Linked DNA regions of Homo sapiens: region 1 is linked to region 2. A link is a loop called in an ENCODE intact Hi-C map of the cell type or tissue named here. Cell type or tissue: mammary epithelial cell. All regions are shown on one strand. Links, peaks and the distances in the headings refer to the core of each region. The heading gives the core; the rest is flanking DNA.

Evidence for each region. A loop is a pair of places that touch in the nucleus more often than their neighbours do. Peaks named below come from ENCODE experiments on the same cell type or tissue, not always from the same donor. Only the 100,000 strongest peaks of a DNase experiment are listed, where the experiment ranks them.
Region 1: a loop joins it to region 2, with 12 times the contacts of the local background. A loop is called at or near these places in 56 of 110 quality-filtered maps.

The regions. Positions count from the first base shown.
Region 1 is chr16:25,218,539-25,233,952 of GRCh38, reverse strand. It overlaps AQP8 (aquaporin 8), which reads right to left. Exons shown (of 6, transcript NM_001169.3): 3 at 12,370-12,496; 4 at 9,377-9,591; 5 at 6,751-6,885; 6 at 5,021-5,509. The coding sequence ends at 5,461. Among named protein-coding and RNA genes, the nearest start is that of AQP8, 9.3 kb to the right of the region's middle. RefSeq lists an enhancer at 1-106. In mammary epithelial cell, for the core only: a CTCF peak has its summit at 8,516 (motif pointing right); no DNase peak of the experiment used is centred there.
Region 2 is chr16:25,122,000-25,129,999 of GRCh38, reverse strand. LCMT1 (leucine carboxyl methyltransferase 1) reads right to left here. Exons shown (of 11, transcript NM_016309.3): 2 at 1,434-1,525. Among named protein-coding and RNA genes, the nearest start is that of LCMT1, 14 kb to the right of the region's middle. RefSeq lists a silencer at 3,609-3,851. In mammary epithelial cell, for the core only: a CTCF peak has its summit at 3,029 (motif pointing left); DNase peaks (open chromatin) are centred at 2,949 and 5,289; H3K27ac peaks cover 1,519 bases.

The DNA of each region.
Region 1 (15,414 bases), core at 3,846-11,845, 100 kb before region 2:
GACTTGGCTATAGCATACAGCATCTCTGAGAACCTCTTCCAACAGCGGCACCATGTGGCAGCGGAGAGAACAGCAGCTGCGGCACGAAGTAAAATTTTCCCTACGACATCATGCAAGGTGTTATGTTTCGTTTTGTTTTGTTTTGTTTTGTTGTCTGAGATGGAGTCTCACTCTGTCACCCAGGCTGGAGTGCAATGGCGCCATCTTGGCTCACTGCAACCTCCGCCTTCCAAGTTCAAGAGATTCTCCCGCCTCAGCCTCCCAAGTAGCTGGAATTACAGGCGTGCGCCACCTCATCTGGCTAACTTTTGTATTTTTAGTAGAGAAGGGGTTTCACCCTGTTGGCCAGGCTGGTCTTGAACTCCTAACCTCAGGTGATCCACCCACCTCGGCGTCCCAAAGTGCTGGGATTACAGGTGTGAGCCACCGCGTCCAGCCCATGCAAGTATTAATAAAAGATTGGTACACTTCCCTTTTGGCTTGCTTAAACCCCCAGGGTTCTTGGAAAATATAATCCTAGTAGGGATACTAGGATTCCCAACAACATGGCATGTGAGGACCTCAACACAATTCTGGCAAAAGGAAATGGCTCGGTACTTGTACCCCAAGGGTCTGGAGAATTAAGTACACACATGTTGCAATAGAAAGGGCACTAGATGTGTGTCCAAGATCGTGGATTCTAATTGAGCTCTGCTGCTAGACAACTCTGTAATTAAGTCAAATTATTTAGCTTCTCTGGGTTTTGAAATTTGACGTTGGACGGGATGAAGAGGTTCCAACCTTTTTCACTTGGGAGGCCCTAATAGTCCCTATATGAGAATACTTGACTGAGAAAATACATATGTCCCAAGTCCATTTAGAAGTTACTTGCCAAGGCTGGTAATCACGCCTGTAATCCCAACACTTTGGGAGGCCAAGGTGGGAGGACACTTGAAGACAGGAGTTCAAGACCAGCCTGGGCAACACAGTGAGACCCCATCTCTACAAAAAAATTTTTTTTTAATTAGCCACTGTGGTGATGTACACCTGTAGTCCCGGCTACTCAGGAGTCTGAGGTTCGAGGATCGCTTGAGCCCAGGAGGTCGAGGCTGCAGCATGCTGTGATTGCACCACTGCACTCCATCCTGGATGACAGAACGAAATGCTGTCTCCAAAAAAAAAAAAAAAAAAAGAAGAAGAAGTTCCTTGCCAAACCCCACCTTATTCTTATTCTGATACCTGCAAATTGCAAAACCTTTGATAATAAATATAAGAGCTAACACATTGTGTACTTACTATATACTGGGCATTGTGCTAATGCTTTATAAACATATTGTCATAAGCAGTCTGAGGTAGTAGTTGCATTTTATAGATGAGAAAGCTGAGGCTAAAGAATTTCAATAGCTTCTTCAAGCACATACAGCAAAAAGGTGACAGTTCTGAAATTAAAACTTGGATCTTCCTCAGGATGTAAACTTACAGCCACCATATTTTACTACTGTAATAGAGTTTCTAGCTCTAACACCCCAAAATTCTGTGACTTCCTTGTTACTGAGGAAAAGGGAGCTGGGATAGAGATGAACCTGGTGATCTGGATCAGTTTTGGATTCCACTCTGTAGGGTCAGAATGAATTTGGGAATCACTGGGATCAGCCTATGCCATTCTTCCAGTCAGTGAGTACTGAGTCCCTTCTGGCCAGGCACGGTGGCTCACACTTGTAATCCCAGCACTTTGGGAGGCCGAGGTGGGCCGATCACTTGAGGTCAGTAGTTCAAGACCAGCCTGGCCAACATGAGGCAGGAGAATCGCTTGAGCCCGGGAGGCGGAGGTTACGGTGAGCCAAGATCACACCGCTGCACTCCAGCCTGCGCGGCAGAGCAAGACTCCGTTTAAAAAAAAAAAAAAAAGAAAAGAACTGAGTCCCTTCTATTCAGCAAATGCCAAACACATAATGTACAGTTATTTAATACAAATATGAATTTATATCCATCTTGCTCTTGAGAGCTTATGGTCTAGAAATTGAAATGAAAGCCACAACTTAAAATCCAATTGCAAGTTTGAAATGAGGAGTTAACAATGAATGTCTTTCTGTCCTCCTTTTTTTTTTTTTTTTCCAGACAGAGTCTTGCTCTGTCACCCAGGCCGGAGTGCAATGATATAATCACAGCTTGCTGCAGCCTCGATCTCCCAAGCTCAAGCGATCCTCCCATGTCAGCCTCCTGAGTAGCTGGGACTACAGGCACGCGCCACCATGGCTCTGTCCCCTTTTTAATGAGGAACTAATAGGCAAGTAGGAGACTAGGCAGAGGACATAATATTGTCGTTTATTCAGAAACAGAAACGTATGATGACAAAGATCATGGACCCTGCAGCCAGATATACCTGACCTTCTACAGTTGCCCACCAGTGCACTAACCATGCAGCTTAGCATTAACACCATCCTTTAGAACCTCCACTGGCTCCTCTGCAGAATGAGAATAATGAGAGAATCTATCTATTCGTTTCCTGGAACTGCTCGAACAAACACCGCAGACTTGTGGCTTAAGATGACAGAAACTATTCTCTCTCCGTTCTGGAGGCCAGAAAGTCTGAAATTAGAATGTCAGCAGAGCCAGGCTTCCCACGAAGGTTCTAGAGGAGAACCTTCCTTCCCTCCCCCTGCTCCTGGCGGCTCCTGGTGCTGTCTTTTGGCAGTATAACCCTAACCTCTGCTTCCATCTTCACGTGGCCTTCTCCTTTGTGTCTCTGCGCCTCTTTTACTATCTCTTACAAGAAAAGGGCACCCTAATCCAGTGGGATTTCGTCTTGACCCGTACCTTAATTGCATCTTCAAAGACCCTATTTCCGAATAACGTCACACTCTAAGACTGTAGACTGACACAGATTTCGGGAGGACACTATTCAACCCACTGTACTATCTCATAGGATTGTCGTAGGGAGTAAACGACATAATACGTGTAAAGCATTCAGCACAGTGCCTAACATGTAATAAACTCTCCATAAATGTTAGCTATATACATATAAGTATATATATGTATGGATGTATATCTTTTGTTATTTACTAGATTAATCAAAGATTTATTTCATTATTTCACCAAACAAAATAGTAACTTTTAATATTTTTTACTCTTCTTTTACTTTATTTTGTGGCAGGGTCTTACTCTGTTGCCCAGGCTGGAGTGCAGTGGCATGGTCTTGGCTCACTGCAACCTCTACCTCCCGGTTTCAAGCAATTCTCCTGCCTCAGCCTACCAAGTAGCTGGGATTACAGGCACCCGCCACTATGCCTGGCTAATTTTTGTATTTTTAGTAGAGAAGGGGTTTCACCATGCTGGCCATGCTGGTCTTGAACTCCTGACCTCAAGTGATCCTCCCACCTCAGTCTCCCAAGGTGCTAGGATTACATGTGTGAGCCAGAGCGCCTGGCCTTTTTTTTTTTTTTTTTTTTTTTTTGAGACAGGATCTCACTCTGTTGCCCAGGCTGGAGTGCATTGGTGCTGTCATAGCTCACTGCAGCCCCAACCTCCCAGGCTCAAGCGATCCTCCCACCTCAGCCTCCCAAGTAGAGGAGACTACAAGCATGTGCCACCTGCCCAGCTAATTTTTTTATTTTTTGTAGTTACAGGGTCTTGCCATGTTGCCTGGATGGTCTCGAACTCCTGGCCTGAAGCAATCCTCCGCCTTGGCCTTTCAAAGTACTGGGATTACAGGCGTGAAACACCATGGCTGACCCATTTTGAACTCTGTAAATGTCCTAATTTGCTTGTTTCTGATTGTATCATATTTTTTCCTCCCCTTTTCTATTCTGTCGGGTTGTCATCGTTATTCTTGTTTGTTATTCTCCTTTTCCCTGAGAATGGTTTGGATGTGTGGCTATATCGTGAATCTATTTCCTCCATGGACAATCTCTTATTGTAGTGGTGATTTTCTTCATTTTTGCTCAAGTGAGCATTTTGCTCATCTTGTTGAAGTGGGTGAGTTTTCGGTTGTTGTTGAGAGTGGTTTCTCCCTGGCCCTTCTTTCTGGTGTTATAATGATCATCTTCCATAAATGACCCATCGATTCTTATGGAGAAGACACATACTCTACTTCGAAGGGGTGACTTCCAGGGTGTGTCTTTCCGTCCTTTCTTATCTGTTATACTCCTATCTTCCACCCAAGTGCCACTGGTTCTTCAGGCCTGTACTGTGTCACTTGTTCAGGATTCTATTATGTTAGCACAAAAGTAATTGCAGTTTTTGCCATTGAAAGTAATGGGCTGGCTGGGCAACTGGCTGGGCACTGTGGCTCACGCCTGTAATCCCAGCACTTTGGGAGGCCGGGGTGGGTGGATCACTTGAGGTCAGGAGTCCAAGACTAGCCTGACCAACATGGTGAAACTCCGTCTCTGCTAAAAATACAAAAATTAGCTGGGCATGGTGGCATATGCCTGTAATCCCAGCTACTTGGGAGGCTGAGGCAGGAGAAGTGCTTGAACCTGGGAGGCAGAGGTTGAAGTGAGCTGAGATCATGCCACTGCACTCCAGCCTGGGTGACAGAGCAAGACTCTGTCTCAAAAAAAAAAATTTTTTTTGCACCAACCTAATATTTCCTCAGGAAATTCTTGCAGCCCATCCCAATCCCACCCACCCCCCCACCTCCCCACCTAGAGTGAATGAATGGGCTGACCCATGTCCTGGACAGCACCAAGCACTCGAGTAGGGACAGCACTGGGCACTCAGCCAGACCCTGGACTCTGCCTGGGGGTTTTCAGCAGGGTCCTGAGGTCTGTGATCTGGAATTGACTCTGACTAGACTCCAAGTTGGACTCAATATGCACTCTGAGCTCCAGACAGAGCTCCAGGATGGGCCCGTCCAAGTGGAGACAGGCTCTGGTCTGGCCTCAACTTCAAGAGCCTGCCATGGCCCAGGACTCTGAGCTGGGCTGTGGGATCAGCTCAGGCCTAACCCCAGCCAAGGCCTAACCCCAGACTTTTTTTTTTGCTTGCTTTCTCCTCAGCAGTGCCCATTTCTCAAATGAAAGGCAAGCCAGTGAGCACGTGGAAGGAAACACTGGACTATTTATTGCAAAGTGAGAATTGTCAGCTTGAGAAGCAAGGAAGTGGCCAGGCCCCCAACAAAGCAATCAAGCAAGAAATGGGGTGCGGGAAATGAGCTGATGTGCAGAAACAGCCTCCTTGTCCAACTCGGGGACATTCCTCTCAAGAAACACGCTCGTGTTGTGGTGTTTGCACTGCTCTCTGGGCAGTGCGGGCAGCGTGTTCCCCAGGCTGGGGTCTCTGATGAGCACAAAGGAATTCCAAGAACCTAGAGCCTCCTCAGCAGTCAGTCTATCTGAGAAAGCAGGCCCAAGCAGTGGAAGCAGGGGGTCGCTCCTCTGGGCCTCTGCCCTGGCAGGAAATGCAGGAACTCCCCTGTCCTCAGTCTGGGACAGGTGAGCTGAGGACACCTGGAGCAGCAGGAATCCCACGAGCTCTGCTTCACCGAGCCTTCAGGATGAGGCGGGTCTTCCCATCTCCAATGAAGCACCTGCAAGAAAGATGACCCAGTAAGGTCTCTGCCCCGGAGGTGAGACCCAGCCCTTCGTCATGTCTCCAGGCTCAGAAGTCTCCAGAAAGATGACTTCCTGAGCCTCCCCAGCCTTAATAGCCAGATCCCCTTGCAGAGAGAGAGACAGTTTCCTGCTTGGTTTCTTTTTTTTTTTTTAATTGAGACAGAGTCTCACTCACCCAGGCTGGAGTACAGTAGCATGATCTCAGCTCACTGCAGCTTCCACCTCCTGGGTTCAAGCAATTCTCATACTTCAGCCTCCCGAGTAGCTGGGACTACAGACAAGCACCACCACACCTGGCTGATTTTTGTATTTTTAGTAGAGACAGGGTTTTAACCATGTTGGCCAGGCTGGTCTCCAACTCCTGACTTCAAGTGATCCACCCACCTTGGCCTCCCAAACTGCTGGGATTACAGGCGTGAACCACATGCCCGGGTCCTGCTTGGTTTCTAACCCTTTTCCTGAAGATGCTCATTGCTGCCACTCTGAAAGCCCAGAATTAAATGAAGCCGGGTGCAGTGGCTCACGCCTGTAACCCAGCGCTTTGGGAGGCAGATCACTTGAGGTCAGGAGTTGGAGACCAGCCTGGCCAACATGGTGAAGCCCCATCTCTACCAAAAAAATCACAAAAACTGGCTGGGCGCGGTGGCTCATGCCTATAATCCTAGCACTTTGGGAGGCCCAGGCAGGTGGATCACATGAGGTCAGGAGTTCGAGACCAGCCTGGTCAACACGGTGAAAACCCGACTCTACTAAAAATATAAAAATTAGCTGGGCGTGGTGGCGGCGCCTGTAGTCCCAGCTGCTTGGCAGGCTGAGGCAGGAGAATCTCTTGAACCCGGGGGCGGAGGTTGCAATAAGCCAGAATCACACCACTGCACTCCAGCCTGGGCAACAGAGGGAAACTGTCAAAAAAAGAAAAGGAGAAAGACCAAGTCCTAAAGACATTGTTTGAGCGCCACCTGAAACCACTGCTACCTGTGAAGTTTTTGATGATGTGAGCCAATGAATTCCTCTTTATGACATAAGCTATTTTGAAATAGATCTCTGTCACTTGCAACCAAAGCTCCTAGATGGAGCCATTTTCTTTGCCTCTAAAGAGGCTCCCTCTTTTCTCTTCCAAACCCAAGTGAGAGCCTAGCCCTCTAGTCCCGGACTCTCTGGGAGATGTTGCCAAGTGCCCATCCAATGGGCCGGTGACCCTGTGTCACACTCCTACCTAATGAGCAGTCCAACAAGCAGGCCAGCCAGGAGTGGGCCCAGCCAGTAGATCCAGTGGAAGTTCCAGTGGTTGGCCACCACCGCAGGTCCAAAAGCACGGGCGGGATTCATGCAGCCTCCAGACACAGGGCCCCTGCAAACACCCAGGCACCAAGGTCACCAGGATCCCAGCCAAACCCCACCTCACCTCACACTCATGTCCCCAACTAGGCCTAGTCACACACCACCCAGAAACCCTCTCTAAACTCCTACATCATGAGCTCCTGGGTAGATCCTAAAGAAGGCAGAGGGGCTATTAGCACCAGGAAGCAGAAGGCATGGCTCCCCGCTGGGCGTGCAGTCCAGCACTCCCCACACACTCCTCTAGAATGCCCAGCAAAAATGCCTACTGGGTGATGGCAGGAAGAGAAGCTGGAGCTACATTTGCTCCAAAGTCTACAAAGGAAAGTCAATCAGTTTCAATCCTTTTGGAGTCAAGCTGACCTAGATTCAAAACCCAGCCCACACATTATAAAATAACAAAAAGTGTATCATAGGATTGTTCGTGACCCAAAGAATAAATGCTTGAGGGGATGAATACCCCGTTTACTTTGACGTGATTATTACACATTGCATACCTGTATCAAAACATCTCATGTAACCTCAGCCAGACACAGAGGCTCATGCCTGAAATCCCAGCAGTTTAGGAGGCCAAGGCAGGCAGATCACTTGAGGTCAGGAGTTAGAGACCAGCCTGGCCAACATGGTGAAACCCTGTCTGTATTAAAAATACAAAGTTAGCTGGGAATAGTGGCACACGCCTGTAGTCCCAGCTACTGGGGAGGCTAAGCCAGGAGAATTGCTTGAACCTGGGGGTTGGAAGTTGCAGTGAGCCATGATCATGCCACTGCACTCCAGCCTGGGTGACAGAGCAAGACTCTGTCTCAAAAACTAAAACTAAAAATAAAATAAAATAACGAAGAGTATAAGTGGATTGTTTGTGACACAAAAAATAAATGCTTGAGGGGATGAATACCCCATTCACCTTGATGTGATAATTATGCATTGCATGCCTGTACCAAAACATCTCATGTAACCCAGAAATATATACACCTACTAGGTTCACCCACAAAGCTTTAAAAATATACATATAAAGAAAGAAAAACCCCAGCCCAGATAGTTCTAGGTGTGGGAACCTCCATGAACCTCTCTGTGTTCAGGTGAGGTGAAAGTGACTATCCCATAGGTTGTCATCAGGAGTGAATGAGAAAATGCAAATGGAGCCCACACCTCGAATATAATTAATGTACAAAAAGCATTAACTAATCTAGCTGGTCCAGATGAGGCCCTTGTTGCACCACAAGCTTAAGACCCAGAATCCTACAGGGAGACTCTTCCCCAGGTGCACTCCTCTCGTTCTGGGGCTCTGTCTTTACCCCATTCTCTCCAGCTGGGGGCCTGTAGACCTCATCCCCACCCTGTGTCCAGCTTCGAAGTCAAAAAGCTTGTAAGTAGGCGGGGCGCGGTGGCTCAGCCTGTAATCCCAGCACTTTGGGAGGCCAAGGCGGGCGGATCATGAGATCAGGAAATCGAGACCATCCTGCCTAATACGGTGAAACCCCGTCTCTACCAAAAATACAAAAAAAAATTAGCCGGGCGTGGTGGCGGACGCCTGTAGTCCCAGATACTCGTGAGGCTGAGGCAGGACAATGGCGTGAACCCGGGAAGCGGAGCTAAAAAAAAAAAAAAGGGCTTGTAAGTGAATCAAAGACCACTAGGGGGCAGCAAAGCATGGCCACAGCTTTACACACACATTCCCCAGCCTGCCCCAGGCTCCACCTCCCAAAGTTGAGGGAGAGCTGACCCAGGAGAAAGGTTAGACTTGGTTCTGTGTCCAAAAGAAAGGAAAGAGTCAGACATTAGGGAGGGGCTCCCTGGGCTGGGCACTGTGGCTCATGCCTGTAATTCCAGTACTTTTGAGAGGCCAACGCAGGAGGATGGCTTGAAGCCAGGAGTTCAAGACCAGCCTGGGCAACAGAGCGTGACCCCTATCTCTACAACAAAAATTAAAAGGGTTCACTCAGCCTCTTGTCCCAAATCTATCACTTAATTTGCCACTGCCCACTGACCTTAAATAAGTCACTTCTGTCCTCTCTAAGCCTCAGTTTCCTTATCTATAAAACGGGAGACATCATCCCCAATCTTGTCTACTTAATCCCTTCCAAAGCCTGCTGGGAGTCTAAAAATAAATGAGACAACAGCTACACATGCTCTTTGTAAGCCTGAGGCTAAAACCCGGCTGCCCGCTGACCGAATGAACACAGTTCACAGAAATGTTGTATTTACGCTACCAACATTGGAAAACATCACATACAGATTTAAATTTCTGACTTCCTTTGAATGAAAGCATCAGCCCAGACCCATGTACCCAGCAATAATTGACAAGAGCTGAACTGACTGCAGCACCTCTGACACTGCAGTCCCCACCACTCCCTGTTGTCTGCCTGATGCCAGCCCCCCTCCCCATTTGCAGCACCTTCCTGGCCCCTAATAGCAACTGAATCTGTGACCCTCAGGCCTGAAATCCCCCAGAGCTGAACAGCACAGATCTGGGCATGGTCACCCCACTGCCAAGGGACACTCACCCAGCCAGGATATCCACGGTGACGGCAAAGCCGATGGAGAACGGGGCCAGAGGGCCCTTTGTCTTCTCATTGATGGCACCCATGCATACAGCCAGGGCCAGCAGCGTCGTCAGGATGATCTCTGCCACCAACGCCCCTGCCACCTGCCCCTGCTCCTGGACTGTCACAAAGGCCGCCCCAGATGCATTCCAGAACCTCTCCTCAGGACTCACCGCCTGCACAGAGAAGCTGCTGAGCCTCACAGTGGGGCAGAGAGACAGCTGGAAACTGAGGGGAGAGGGCCTAAAAAACGCATGCTACCCACCTTAAGAGCCAGTGAAGGGTTATGTCCAATTTCAGTTAGATATACCTGCATCCACATCCCAGCTCTGCCAGATTTTACTGTGCGACCCTGCGTGAACTACTGAACCTTTCTGAGCCTCACTTTGTTCAGCTGAAAAATAGTAATGGGGCTAGGCGTGGTGGCTCACGCCAGCAACCCCAGCACTTTGGGAGGCTGAGATGGGTGGGTCACTAGAGCCCAGGAGTTTGAGACCAGCCTTGCCAACATGGTGAAACCCCATCTCCACTACAAATACAAAAATTAGCGGGGTGAAGTGGCAGGCACCTGTAATCCCAGCTGCTCAGGAGGCTGAGGCACCAGAATCACTTGAACTCTGGAAGCAGAGGTTGCAGTGAGCTGAGATCACACCACTGCACTCCAGCTTGAACAACAGAGCAAGACTCCGTCTCAAAAAAAAAAAAAAGAAAAAGAAAAAGAAAAATGGGGATAACCCAGTCATGGCTCCAGGTTACAGACCTAAAACTTATGTAACTTAGATGATCCTCTTTGAGAAAAAGAACATAAACTATCTTTTTATTTTTCTTTGACACAGAGTCTAGCTCTGTCACCCAGGCTGGAGTGCAGTGACACGATCATAGCTCACTGCAGCCTGGACCTCCTGGGCTCCAGTGTTCCTCCTACCTCAGCCTCTCATGTAGCTGGGACCACAGGTACATACCAACCATGCCCACCTAATGTTTTTTTTAAAATTTTTTGTAGAGATGGAAGGTCTTACTATGTTGCCCAGGCTGGTCTGGAACTCCTAGGCTCCAGTGATCCTCCCGCCTCTGCCTCCCAAAATGCTGGGATTACAGGCACCAGCCGCCATGCGTGGCTAAAAATACCTTACTCTTAGAAACTTTACAAACACATATGATCAGGTGAACTCATTGCTAAGCCCCCACAGGACCGTGGAAGGGGCATGTGCAGGAGAGCCCTGAAGCCTGAGCTCAATTATTTCTATGGGCGATCGGCCTCAGGGCTATCACAGCCCCGAAGGGGAAAGACAGTGCAGTGCACAAGCTTCTGGACTCTGGATCCAGTCGGGGCTGTGCTGCTTACAGGCACGTCTGAACTTGAGCAAGTTACCTGCTTCTCTGCACCTCTGTTTTCTCATCTATAAAATAGGGATGATACTGACAGCTCCCAGCTCACAGACAAGGCCGTTGGTGTGCCTGGCACAAGGTAAGCGCTCTCTATGAACTGACTATGGTTTTTCATAAAGTTGCTGGGAGATGAAATAAGAGAATATGTGTAAAACATTTAGCAGGAAGAATGTGCTTAGGGAACCCTGCTGCCCCGCAGCTGTCAGAACCATGTTTGACAGGTTTTAAGTGGCAGGGCTTGAGCTCGAGTCTGGCCACTGCTTTTCAGAGCAGAAGCCGAGAAGGAAGGTCCCGGGCGTGTTCCATAGACAGGGGAACAGGCTGTGGCTCTCAAATTGGGACATGGAGAGACCACAGCAGGGGATGACAGTAAAGTGAGGCTTGAGAACAAAGTCTGCGGTGGGTCAGCACTTACAGCTTCAGACCCTATCACAGCCAAGCTGACAGAGCTCCCCCATCCACCACCCCCCACACACACACCAAGCAAGGCCCACATCTTGAAGGGCTTGAAGTATCCCTGGCTGAACCAAGACTTAAGGGCAAAAGAAAAGAAAGAAAGAGAGGGAAAAAAAAGAAAAAGAGGGATGAAGGGAGAAAGTCTATCCATGGATTTATGCATAAAGCTATGAAAACTCTGTGGCTGGCCAGGCTCGGTGGCTCATGTCTGTAATCCCAGCACTTTGGGAGGCCAAGGCAGGAAGATCACTTGAGGCCAGGAGTTGGAGGCCAATGTGGTCAACACAGCGAGAGCCCACCTCTACAGAAAAAAATTTTTTTTAATTTATTTATTTTTTATTGATAATTCTTGGGTGTTTCTCACAGAGGGGGATTTGGCAGGGTCATAGGACAATAGTGGAGGGAAGGTCAGCAGATAAACAAGTGAACAAAGGTCTCTGGTTTTCCTAGGCAGAGGAAATTAGTTGGGTGTGGTGACACACACCTGTAGTCCCAGCTACTCAAGAGGCTGAGGCAGGAGGATCACTTGAGCCCAGGAGGTCGAGCCTGCAGTGAGCTATGATTGCACCACCACACTCCAGCCTGGACAACAGAGTGAGACCCTATCTCTAAAATAAAAAAGAGAGGCCGGGCACAGTGGCTCATGCCTGTAACCCCAGCACTTTGGGAGACCAAGGCAGGTAGATCACTTGAGCTCAGTAGTTCAAGACCAGCCTGGCCAACATGATGAAACCCCGTCTCTACTAAAAATACAAAAATTAGCTGGGCATGGTGGCATGCGCCTGTAATCCCAGTTACTCAGGAGGCTGAGGTGGGAGAATTGCTTGAGCCCAGGAGGCAGAGGTTGCAGTGAGCCAAGATCAGGCCACTGCACTCCAGCCTGGGTGACAGAGCAAGACTCCATCTCAAAAAAACAAACAAATAAAAAATACAATAAAATGCAATAAGAAAGAAAGAGAGAAGAAAAACGTCCACCAATTCCACTGGCAGAAACAAGCAAAAGATTGGACATTTCCCCACTCCCCACTGTCCCACACACACACCCACATATGCACCTCCAGCAGCCCCATCAGAGAGGAAGACTAGCCCAGCCCCTGGGGTTTACCCACCTTGGCCAAGGCAGCCCCGAGCATCCCCCCGAGCAGCTGTGAGACCCAGTACGGGAGGAGCATCACCAGGTTGAGGCCTCCGATCAGCATGGCTGCCAGGGACACCGCAGGGTTGAAGTGTCCACCACTGTAACCCACAAGAGCAGAGGAAGTCATGAGCCCAGGGCTGACCACATGGCTGGCACTTGAGACAGTGTGTCCCAGCCAACCCACCAGGCTGGCCTCTCAGGGCAAGAGTCAGTCCGGGGCCCAGCTCAAATACAAAGAGGCACCAAATTGCTTCCATTTTCCCTGAGATGCCAGGCAGAGGGTAAGAGATAAAGGGCAGCCTCTAAGTCCAAAGCCCAGCCCCCAGGATGGCCCTGGAGGAAGAGCGTGTAGGGAGACCATCCCTTAACTCCTCCCTGACTCCCTCCAAGCCTCCCTCCAGCCCTTCAGAGATGTGGCCACAGGTCAGATTGAGATACCAAGGCTCCAAGTTAGTAGCCCAAGAGCGGTATCCAGGCCTCCCCTTATGATTTGTTTGATTTTACGAGACGGAGTCTTGCTCTGTCGCGCGGGCTGCAGTGCAATGGTGTGATCTCGGCTCACTGCAGCTTCCACCTTTTGAGTTCAAGCAATTCTTCTGACTCAGCCTCCTAAGTAGCTGGAACTACAGGTGTGTGCCACCACGCCTGGCTTATTTTTGTATTTTTAGTAGAGACGAGGTTTCACCATGTTGGTCAGGCTGGTCTCAAACTCCTGACCTCAAGCGATCCACCCACGTCGGCCTCCCAAAGTGCTGGGGTTACAGGCACGAGCTACCGTGCCCGGCCCGGGTCTCCCTTTATGAGTAGCTAGGCCCTGAATAAGACCTCCTGATTGGTTGAACTGCTCAGCCAGTGAAAACCCTACTTGTGGTCTGAAAGTGTGATGGGTGTAAAATGCAGATTTGGAGTTCAGGCTGAAAATGGCATTGAGAATCACGGGGTGGAGTTGGAGGTTCATGACCAGGTTAGGGATTGGGATTGGGAGTTTGGGGTGTGGAAGGGAATTAGACAAGTCAGAACCTGAGGTCAAAGGGCAGGTTGCAGTTGATCAGCCACCCCCTGGCTCATGGGTAAAGAGCCTTCGTGTTCACCAAGATGTTCAACCAGCCCAGGCCCCAGAGCCAGGGTGGCTGCACTCACATCAGTGTCCCAACCAGTCCCACTCTGATGGAGGAAATATTGTCACAGTTTGGCCTCCTGAATCCATCTGGTTTCCAGGAATGGATACTCCCCAATGAGAGAGAAAGGGACCCCAAGACTCCCCATGTCACTTGAGAACCAAAGTGCCCCCCTAATGTAAAGAGCCCACCAATGAGCTTACCCATCCTCCAAAGGACATAGGACATTCAGTTGAGACTGGGCAGAGGACCTCAGCTCTGCCCAAAAGGACTTTGTCCAACACCCTGATAGCTCGAGACCAGCTACCCCAACTTGTCTGGCTCAGCTCTGGGCCCAGGCCCTCAGATAAGCTCCATGCACGGTTTGATTTGATTTGTTTTTTGTTTTTTGTTTTTTTTTTTGAGACAGGGTCTCCCTTTGTCACCCAGGCTGGAGTGCAATGGTGCAATCTCGGCTCACTGCAACCTCCGCCTCCTGGTTTCAAGCGATTCTTCTGCTTCAGCCTCCCAAGTAGATGGGATAACGGGGCTGCCACCACGCCCGGCTAATTTTTGTATTTTTGGTAGAGACGGGGTTTCACCATGTTGGCCAGGTTGGTCTCGAACTCCTGACCTCAGGTGATTCACCTGCCTCGGCCTCCCAAAGTGCTGGGATTACAGGCGTGAGCCACTGCGCCTGACCTCCATGCATGGTTTGAAAGCACCAGCCAGTGCTCAGACTCCACAGGTTGGGAAGAGGGGCAGCCAGGCCTACTTGGCCTCAAGTAGCTTAGCCTGGGCTCTGCTGAGATACACAGATGAAGTCAGGGTGAGGCGGCTTCCCAGGGGAGCCCCAAAGGGGAGAGAAACTGTCACCCAGAGCATGGCTCTATCAGGAGGGCCAGGTGACGAAAACCACACATTTCCTGGTTTACACTCATTAGCAATAAAACAATCAAGACACATTCATTCATTCATTCATTGTTCACTCAGCATATATTTCTCTGACACTTACTGTGTGCCAGGGGCTGTGCTGGGTGCTTATAACTTACATACATAGCTTATCCTGGATCCAGTGAACAACCTCAAAGTCAGTGTCTGGCACGCAATAGGTGCTGAATAAATATTTGTCAAAAAAGCCAAACAGAGAGGCAGTATTTGCAGTGCCAAAGAGATGGTCTTTCCAGCCAGCTGGCCTGGGTTCAAAGCTCAACTCTGCCACTGAAGAGCTGTGTGGCATTGGCAAAGTTACATAACCTCTCTGTGCCTCAATGATCTCTGCCTGATAAAGCTATTGCAAAGATATTAAGAATTAATATTTGTACAGCCCATAGTAGTATCTATGTAGTTAGCATTCAAAAAACATCAGCTATTATTATTACTCATATTTATACCACTGCACACAGAGGCTTCAGCAACTTGCTGTGGTCACCCTGCTAAGAAGTGATAAAGGTTGCCTTCAATCTCAGATCCGTCCAAAGGGAAGATCATGTACTTTTTGTTTCACTTGCAGCCTCCCTTGGACGTCTAAAGAGATGTGGTTTGTTTTTTGTTTGTTTGTTTGTTTGTTTGTTTTTTGGAGATGGAGTCTCACTCTGTTGCCCAGGCTGGAGTGCAGTGGCACAATCTCGGCTCACTGCAACCTCTCCCTCCCAGTTCAAGCAATTCTCCTGCCTCAGCCTCCGAAGTAGCTGGGACCACAGGTGCCTGCCCCCACGCCCAGCTAATTTTTGTATCTTTAGTAGAGACAGGGTTTCACCCTGTTGGCCAGGCTGCTCTCCAACTCCTGACCTCAGGTGATCCACCCGCCTCAGCCTCCCAAAGTGCTGGGATTACAGGCGTGAGCCACTGCACCCGGCCTAAAGAGATGTTAAAGCTCTTTTCCATTCTGGTTTTCTCAGAAATAGTATTTCTGTTTC
Region 2 (8,000 bases), core at 1-8,000:
CTGAGCCCTCCCTCATCTGAGAATTACCAGGTCTCACAACACTTTCCCTCCCACCCACAGTGAGGAACATCAACAAAGCTGTAAAAGACCCACGTCCTCTAGACTTAAAACCCTCAAGCTGCGCAACTGGGCAGAAATCCTCAATTTCCATCCTTAGGGAAGATTCACATACACAGACAAGAGGCGTGAAAACTAAGATATGCTCAGCCTGAAATATACAAAAGCCTTTGGAATGTCTCCTTATAGAAAAACCCAATTAAATCCACATAATTAGTCCAGACACCTAGATGAGCCATAGGCAACCAACCAACCAGAGGAAAAGTCTGATGTAAATTCTAAGAGACTCTCCTCCTCATACCTGTACTATAAAGCAGTTTCTCCATATTTATCCAATTAGTGTAGGAATACACATGTGAAAAATAAAGCTTTATGTATTTTTCTCATTGGGGAAAAAAAAGTGATTCCTGATAGGGACAGTTTACAGTGAAAGATATTTAAATGGGCTTCAAACACATGAAAATGATCCTCAACGTCACTTATAAATAGGAGAAACATTTTTAAAATTGCAGTAAGATACCATTTTTCACATGACAGATTAAAGAAGATTAATACTTTTTTTTGAATTCATTAAATTTAATAAAATTTCAAAAACTATTGTGATTTTAATGTGGAAGTAGATATTGTGTTCTTTTTTTTTTCTTTTTTACTCTAAGTTCCAGGATACATGTGCAGAATGTGCAGGTTTGTTACATAGGTATATATATGCCATATATATATGCTTATTTCCCCAGATCTTCACCAACACAGTGTGTTATAAAACTTGTTTGCAGCCATAAAAAGGAATGAGATCATGTCCTTTGCAGGGACATGGATGAAGCTGGAAGCCATTCTTAGCAAACTAACAGAGGAACAGAAAACCAAACACCGCATGTTCTCACTCATAAATGGGAGTTGAACAGTGAGAACACATGACACAGAGAGGGGAACATCACACACTGGGGCCTGTCACTCATCAACCTGTCATTTAGATTTTTAAGCCCTGCATGCACTAGGTATTTATCCTAATGCTCTCCCTCCCCTTGCCCCCCACCCCTGACAGGCCCCAGTGTGTGATGTTCCCCTCTCTGTGTCATGTGTTCTCACTGTTCAACTCCCATTTATGAGTGAGAACATGCGGTGTTTGGTTTTCTGTTCCTCTGTTAGTTTGCTAAGAATGGCTTCCAGCTTCATCCATGTCCCTGCAAAGGACATGATCTCATTCCTTTTTATGGCTGCAAACAAGTTTATAACACACCGTGTTGGTGAAGATCTGGGGAAATAAGCACTTTTGCGCACAGCTGGAAAGGGAGCACACCACGACTTCCTTCAAGAATGAACCCCTAAAACCTCAGGTAGCTGATGAGGTGCTGTTGGGGAGGGAGATGGTCACTTGCCTCTGTTGATTTCAGGGGCTTTCCTCTCTTTAGACAGTCTCACAAAGTGCTGTATGTAAGGGTCATGCCAGTAGCCAATGCTTACTGCAAACCTGGAAGGGAGAAAAAAGGAGGAAGGTGAGTAGAGATTGAGTAGGTTCAGACCAAGGTCCACTGCCAAGTTCCCAGGAACCAGATCAAGGAACTCGACGAAAACCAACCATCCACCTCAAAAGGCCAAGTGCACATTTAGTGCCCTGTTACACAAGCGAAGACGCAGCCATCCATTCATCTTTATGTTCACGTTACACCACCCATCACATTTTCCACAGTGGGCCTTCTCACTCCCTTCCCTCATATTGCTAATTCACTTCCCAGGACCCTACATAGCAAATAGCCTCACTTCATGCTTCATACAGAAGATGTGCAGCCATTTATTCACTCTGCAAACTCATGGCCAGAGCTAGTCAGTTAATTCCACTAAATGAAAAAGCCTGTGCCCAGAGGAAGGGAGACTTAGAAACACTTGACAAACAGCATGAATTAACCAAGTGTTTCTCCTGACTCTGTATTAGGTGCCAATCATTTCACTCTTCTTAGGGAGGTCATAGTGGGGAAACTAGGAAGAAATGAACAAAGCAAGCACGAACAAAACAATGTGGAAAATGCCACAGTAGCCTTAATTCTCTCTAGCCAGTCTATACTACAAGGAATTAAGGCTTCATCTAGCACAGGAAGCCTTCTTGCAACCATGAGTAGAACCAGCTTTAGGATGACTGAGGACTCATGAAAAGAAGCGGGATCCCGAAGGCCATGCTCAGCTGCTGTGGGCCTGCAGACTGCTCTACCTCTGAACATCGATTTTGTGAGATAAGTGCCTTCACCCTTTTAGCCAATTTGAGTCAGGCTTCTGTTACTTGCAGCCCAAAGCATCCTAATGATACCCTGAGTAATGCCCCCATTTCTTGTTGCCTGCTAAGTAAGGTGAAATTAAGGGTATGGGTGTGTCATGTCTCTCAGCTTCTAGAAGTAAATAATACAGCTTTAAATCTGCTACTAAGGCTTACCTCTGGCCTGACTACAATAAGTGTTGAATTCTGCACAATCTCCCAACCTCTTCCATCCATAGACACCCAAAAGGAAGCACATGTTCAGCTGCTCCATGCAGCAACTCACCACAGAAACATGGAAAATACTCACTAATGGACACGATCTGTTATACAAGCCCAGACTGTCCAAGGAAAACAGCATACCCACACAGTTTTATAACAATATACTTAAAAAAATGGTTTTCAGTTAGTCATGACCCATTAATACAATAAAATCAATTCATTTGCAAACCTGCATTACTTTTTTAAATGTTGAACCAAGTAAAATAAAAAATAGGATGCATTACATATAGTAAGGATTAAGACATTTATGATGCTTACTCTTGGCTTCAAGTGATTCTCCAACCTCCGCTTCCCAAGGTGCTGAGATTACAGGCGTGAGTCACCGTGCCCAGCCTACTTTTGTTTCAAGTGTGTGTTGAGGGTGTAAGTGCAATGAAAAATGTATTTCCTCTGTGTGGTTGGCAGTTTGGGAAACACTGATTTCAAAGAAATCATATAGTGTCATCTAGTGGTAAAAGCTACATCTGCAGTTGAAACAAGAATGGTAGCCCAGCAACCCACAGATGAGAATACTCATCCCACAGTTTTAAGGATCAGAAGGGACCTTAGAAATGATCTCATCAACCCTAACATCCCGTGCAAGAACCAAGGCAGCAACATCAAGTCACTGCTTGACTACTAGTTCCCCAAGGAAGGCACTCGCCCCGCTGCTAAGCAGCTCTGTTGAAAACCTGATCAATTTGCCTCCCTCTGGAAGCCATAACTTGCTGGACTCTTGGATAATAAAGAGCAGGTTCTATCCTCTCACCTCCAGATTCTTTACACTGTTCAATACGACTAGTGTAGCCAAGGAACATGTGGGTGTCTGCCAAGTGCTAGGCACTGGGGGTACAGTGGTAAACAAGGAGAGAAAGGAGAGGCAGATAATTACAAGATGATGAGGAATGAAGGCAGTGACTCGTAGAGAGGAAGACGGTCACGGGGGAGGCCTCTCTCAGAAGGGGATGGCCGTGGCGAGCCCTGGAGAATGGGAGAGTCAGGTGTCCAAAAGGCATTCCAGACAGAAGGAAGGGCAGGCAGAAAGACTCGGGGAACACACCTGAGCCTCCAGTACAGAGAGGAGGCAGGGAGGCCGGAGGACAGTAAGAAACTGGGGAGGAGGCCAGAGGGAGAAGCAGGCTCAGGACGCAGGGTCTGGAGGGCATCTGGGACTGACCTCAGGAGCACCCTGTCCGTGGTCACAGTGGTGCACAGTGGTAGAGAGTGGTGAGATGCACGGGTCCATAATGCAAACACACCCAGCCAGCAACTCCCACCGGCTCCCACCTCCTAGTGCCCCTAACACTTTCCTCCTCCCACTCCGCAAACCCAGGTGACTGCAACAGGTTTCCATGCGCCCTAGGAAGAAGGACCTCACTGTCCAGCCTATCAGAGTGGCCAAGATGAAAAGATTTGCCACCCAGTGTTGGGCAGTGAGGAGGAGAGTGCTGTCGGGCGCTGCTGATGGCAGTTCTGAAGGGAGACAAGCAGCAAGTTTTAGGATTTATAGGACATCAGTTGGAAAGTAAGTGAACCAACTGCTGAACAAATTGGCAACAAAACTATTATTATTATTATTATTATTATTATTATTATTACTATTAGAGATGGAGTTTTGCTCTTGTTGTCCAGGCTGGAGTGCAATGGCGTGATCTCGGCTCACTGCAACCCCCGCCTTCCAGTTTCAAGCAATTCTCCTGCCTCAGCCTCCCGAGTAGCTGGGATTACAGGCACCCGCCACCACGCCTGGCTAATTTTTGTATTTTTAGTAGAGACGGGGTTTCACCACCTTGGGCAGCTGGTCTCAAACTCCTGATGTCGTGATCCGCCCGCCTCAGCCTCCCAAAGTGCTGGGATTACAGGTGTGAGCCACCGCGCCCGACCCAACAAAACTATTATTTAATCTAGCTTGGCTTTGGAGAGGGATAGGGAAGAGGGCACTCAAGCTGCCGGAACCTTAAACTGGCACAATCACACTGCAAGGCACTGCGATGACAAGTATAAAAGGCCTGAAACACATGCGTACACAATGACCACACAATCCCATTTCTAGGATTTAATCCTAAGAAAATCAAGTATGGGCACAAAGATTTCTCTGCAGGAACACTGAACACAGAGTTATAGTATCAGGTGAACAAACCTAATCACAAAATTGTATGTGTAGGATGTTCCCAATTTTGTTAGAGAATACATACACATGCAAGGCTGCCCACAGCAGACACCAAAGTGTTAATACACTGTTATCTCTGCACCCTGCATGACACTGTGCATCTAGTTCTGCCTGTCAATTTCCATTACACATCTCTGCTCCCAAAACCCAGAGAACATCACTTCTATTTGTATATCCTGATTTCATATTCAAAGCCTAGATTCAAAAAATCAAACATCTCAGATTTGGAAAGACCTCAAAGATTTTCCCAGTCTTCTTTCAATCCATAAATGCTTTCAGTTTCCATGACATTCACATGCCACCTGTTCAATTTAGTGTGTCTTTAAATCACTCACTTTTTAAAAATACTTAGGTTTGAGGTGCTGCCTAACATTTTCTAACACAACACTGTAATAAATAGCTAACTACAAAAATGATAAGCATCTGTGTAACACCTAAAATCATCTCACTTTCCTCCCACGGGAAAGACAGATCTGGTCCAACCACCTAATGCTTCATTCAAGAAGCATTTACTGACTGAGACCTGTCTCCACGAGCGTCAACTGGAACAATGGGGCCTTCTTCTGAAAGGTGTGAAATCCCCTCCAACAGGCATTTCCTCATCTGAGGCATCAAAGAATGAAAAGGGGCCTCCCTGCTCACCTGGCCTATAAGGATCAAGCCTGGTGCCTCATTGACTTCTTTAATCAAGTCACCAAGTGCTTACTATGTGCCAGGCATTATTCCAAATGCTTGACCAAATATGAATACATACAAATAGGAACCCCCATAAGATCCTACAAGGCAGGCTTGACTTTACAGACTGAAGTCAGTTACATCAGCTGTGGAACTTAATTCTATAAACATAGAGAACTGAAGGTTTAATGTAGGTGTTCAAATTTACTCACCTGGATTTAAATCTGCCCCCCATACACACTTGTTTTTTCCCTCATAACACCTGAGTTGCTTAAATGATGTGTGTGTGTTTGTCTGTATACATGTACACGTAAGTCATGTGTTGCTTAAAGATGAGGATACATTCTGAAAAACATGTTGTTTAAAAATTTAAACTTTTTCAGTGTTTTACTGTTTTATAATAACAGGTCTACTGTGTAGAGTTTCCTGAAAAGATACTGCTTTCCTGATGAAAGGAAATGGACTCTTGAGAGACAGATGTCCTTTCCTAGGATTCTTTCTTTTTCTTCTTCCCTCCTGGAGCAAAGCTACTCAAATGGACTAAGAATACTCAGTAATTCCCTGGTAAAAACCTATCCTTACCCCTGCGAAACAAGTTGTGGGAACTCTGACTCAATTTACAACTAAAAACCTTTGGAAGTCAACATTTTGAGCTATCAACTTGAAAGAAAGGAAGCAAATTAGGCCGGGTGTAGTGGCTCACGCTTGTGATCCCAGCATTTTGGGAGGCCGAGGCGGGCGGATCACCTGAGGTCAGGAGTTCGAGACCAGCCTGGCCAACATGGTGAAACTCCGTCTCTACTAAAAATACAAAAAATTAGCCGCATATGGTGGCTCATGCCTGTAATCCCAGCTACAAGAAAGGCTGAGGCAGGAGAATCGCTTGAACCCAGGAGGCAGAGGTTGTGGTGAGCCAAGATTGCGCCACTGCACTCCAGCCTGGGTGACAGAGCAAGACTCCGTCTCAAAAAAAAAAAAAAAAAAAAAAAAAGAAAGCAATTTAACGGGAAGTCAAGCATGAAACACACATTGCAATGTTAAAGTGTAAATAAGAATTTGGCATATAAGGCTGAGTGCGGTGGCTCACGCCTGTAATCCCAACGCTTTGGGAGGCTGAGGCAGGTGAATCACCCGAGGTCAGGATTTTGAGACCAGCCTGGCCAACATGGCGAAACTCCATCTCTACTAAAAATACAGAAATTAGCTGGGCATGGTGGTGCATGTCTGTAAACCCAGCTTCTCAAGAGGCTAAGGCAGGATAATAGCTTGAACCCGAGAGGTGGAGGTTGCAGTGAGCCAAGATTGCACCACTGCACTCTAGCCTGGGCAACAGAGCAAGACTCTGTCACAAAAAAAAAAAAAAAAAAAGAAGTTATATATAATACAAGTGTTGTCTCAAATCAATGGGGAAATACAGACCATTAAATAGTTGGTATGGGGACAAATGGCTAATGATGTGGAATAAAATTAGCACTGCAAACACTAAAAAAGACAGATGAACAGGCCAACCATAAAACCAAAGCCAGAAAAATGCTAAAAGATACGTTAAATAATTGGAAATAGCCTAAGCATTGCCCAAAACTCCCAACCTATAAAGGTAAAGATTGTCAGATTCTGCATCACAAAGATTTAAAACTTCTGAAGCTGGGCACAGTGGCAAGTGCCTATATCCCAGCTACACAGGAGACTGAGGCAGGAGGATCACTTGAGCCCAGGAGTTTGAGACCAGCCTGGGCAACATGGCAAGATCCTGTCTCAAAAAAAGAAAAAAAGATTTACAATTTCTGAATTATGAAATGTACTGTACAAGTTGAACCAAGAGACAAGCATCAGCTTGACAGAAAATACTGCAAGCAAAGCAGAGGCACAGGATAACTACGCCTGAAATAAAAAGTTCTTACAAATCAGCAAGAAAAACACAACCAAACAAGACATGACAAACAGTCCAACAGGAAATAACAAGGGCTGGAAGCAGTGGCTCGCACCTGTAATCCCAACACTTTGGGAGGTCAAGGAGGGCAGATCACCTGAGCCCAGGAGTTCAAGACCAGCCTGGGCAACAAAGTAAGACCCCATCTCTATAAAAAATAAAAAAATAAAAATAAATTAAAAAAACACAGCCGGGCATGGTAGTGCACGCCTGTGATTCCAGCTACTCGGGAGGGTGAGGTGGGAGGATCGCTTGAGCCACCAGGGAGGTCAAGGCTGCAGTGACCCAAGATTGTGCCACTGCTCTCCAGCCTGGGCGACAGAGTGAGACTGTCTCAAACAATAATCATCATCATCATCATCAGGAGAGAGGATTCACATAAGAAATATCAGTGACAATGAGCAGATTTTAAGTGCTCAGCCTCATGAGTGATTATAGGATAGAAATTAAAGAGACAGCCTATTTTCTACCCAGCAGCTGGTAAACAAGGAAAGAGACAGACTACTGAATAATTAGCATTGCATTCACCATGGGTAGGTACAACTGATATAACCTCTTTCAAGAAGCATTTTGCAGAAACTTCTCCCTGGGAATCTATTTCACAAGAAAATTCACACACATGTGCAAAAATGCTGATCACAACACTATTTTCAGAGCAAAAA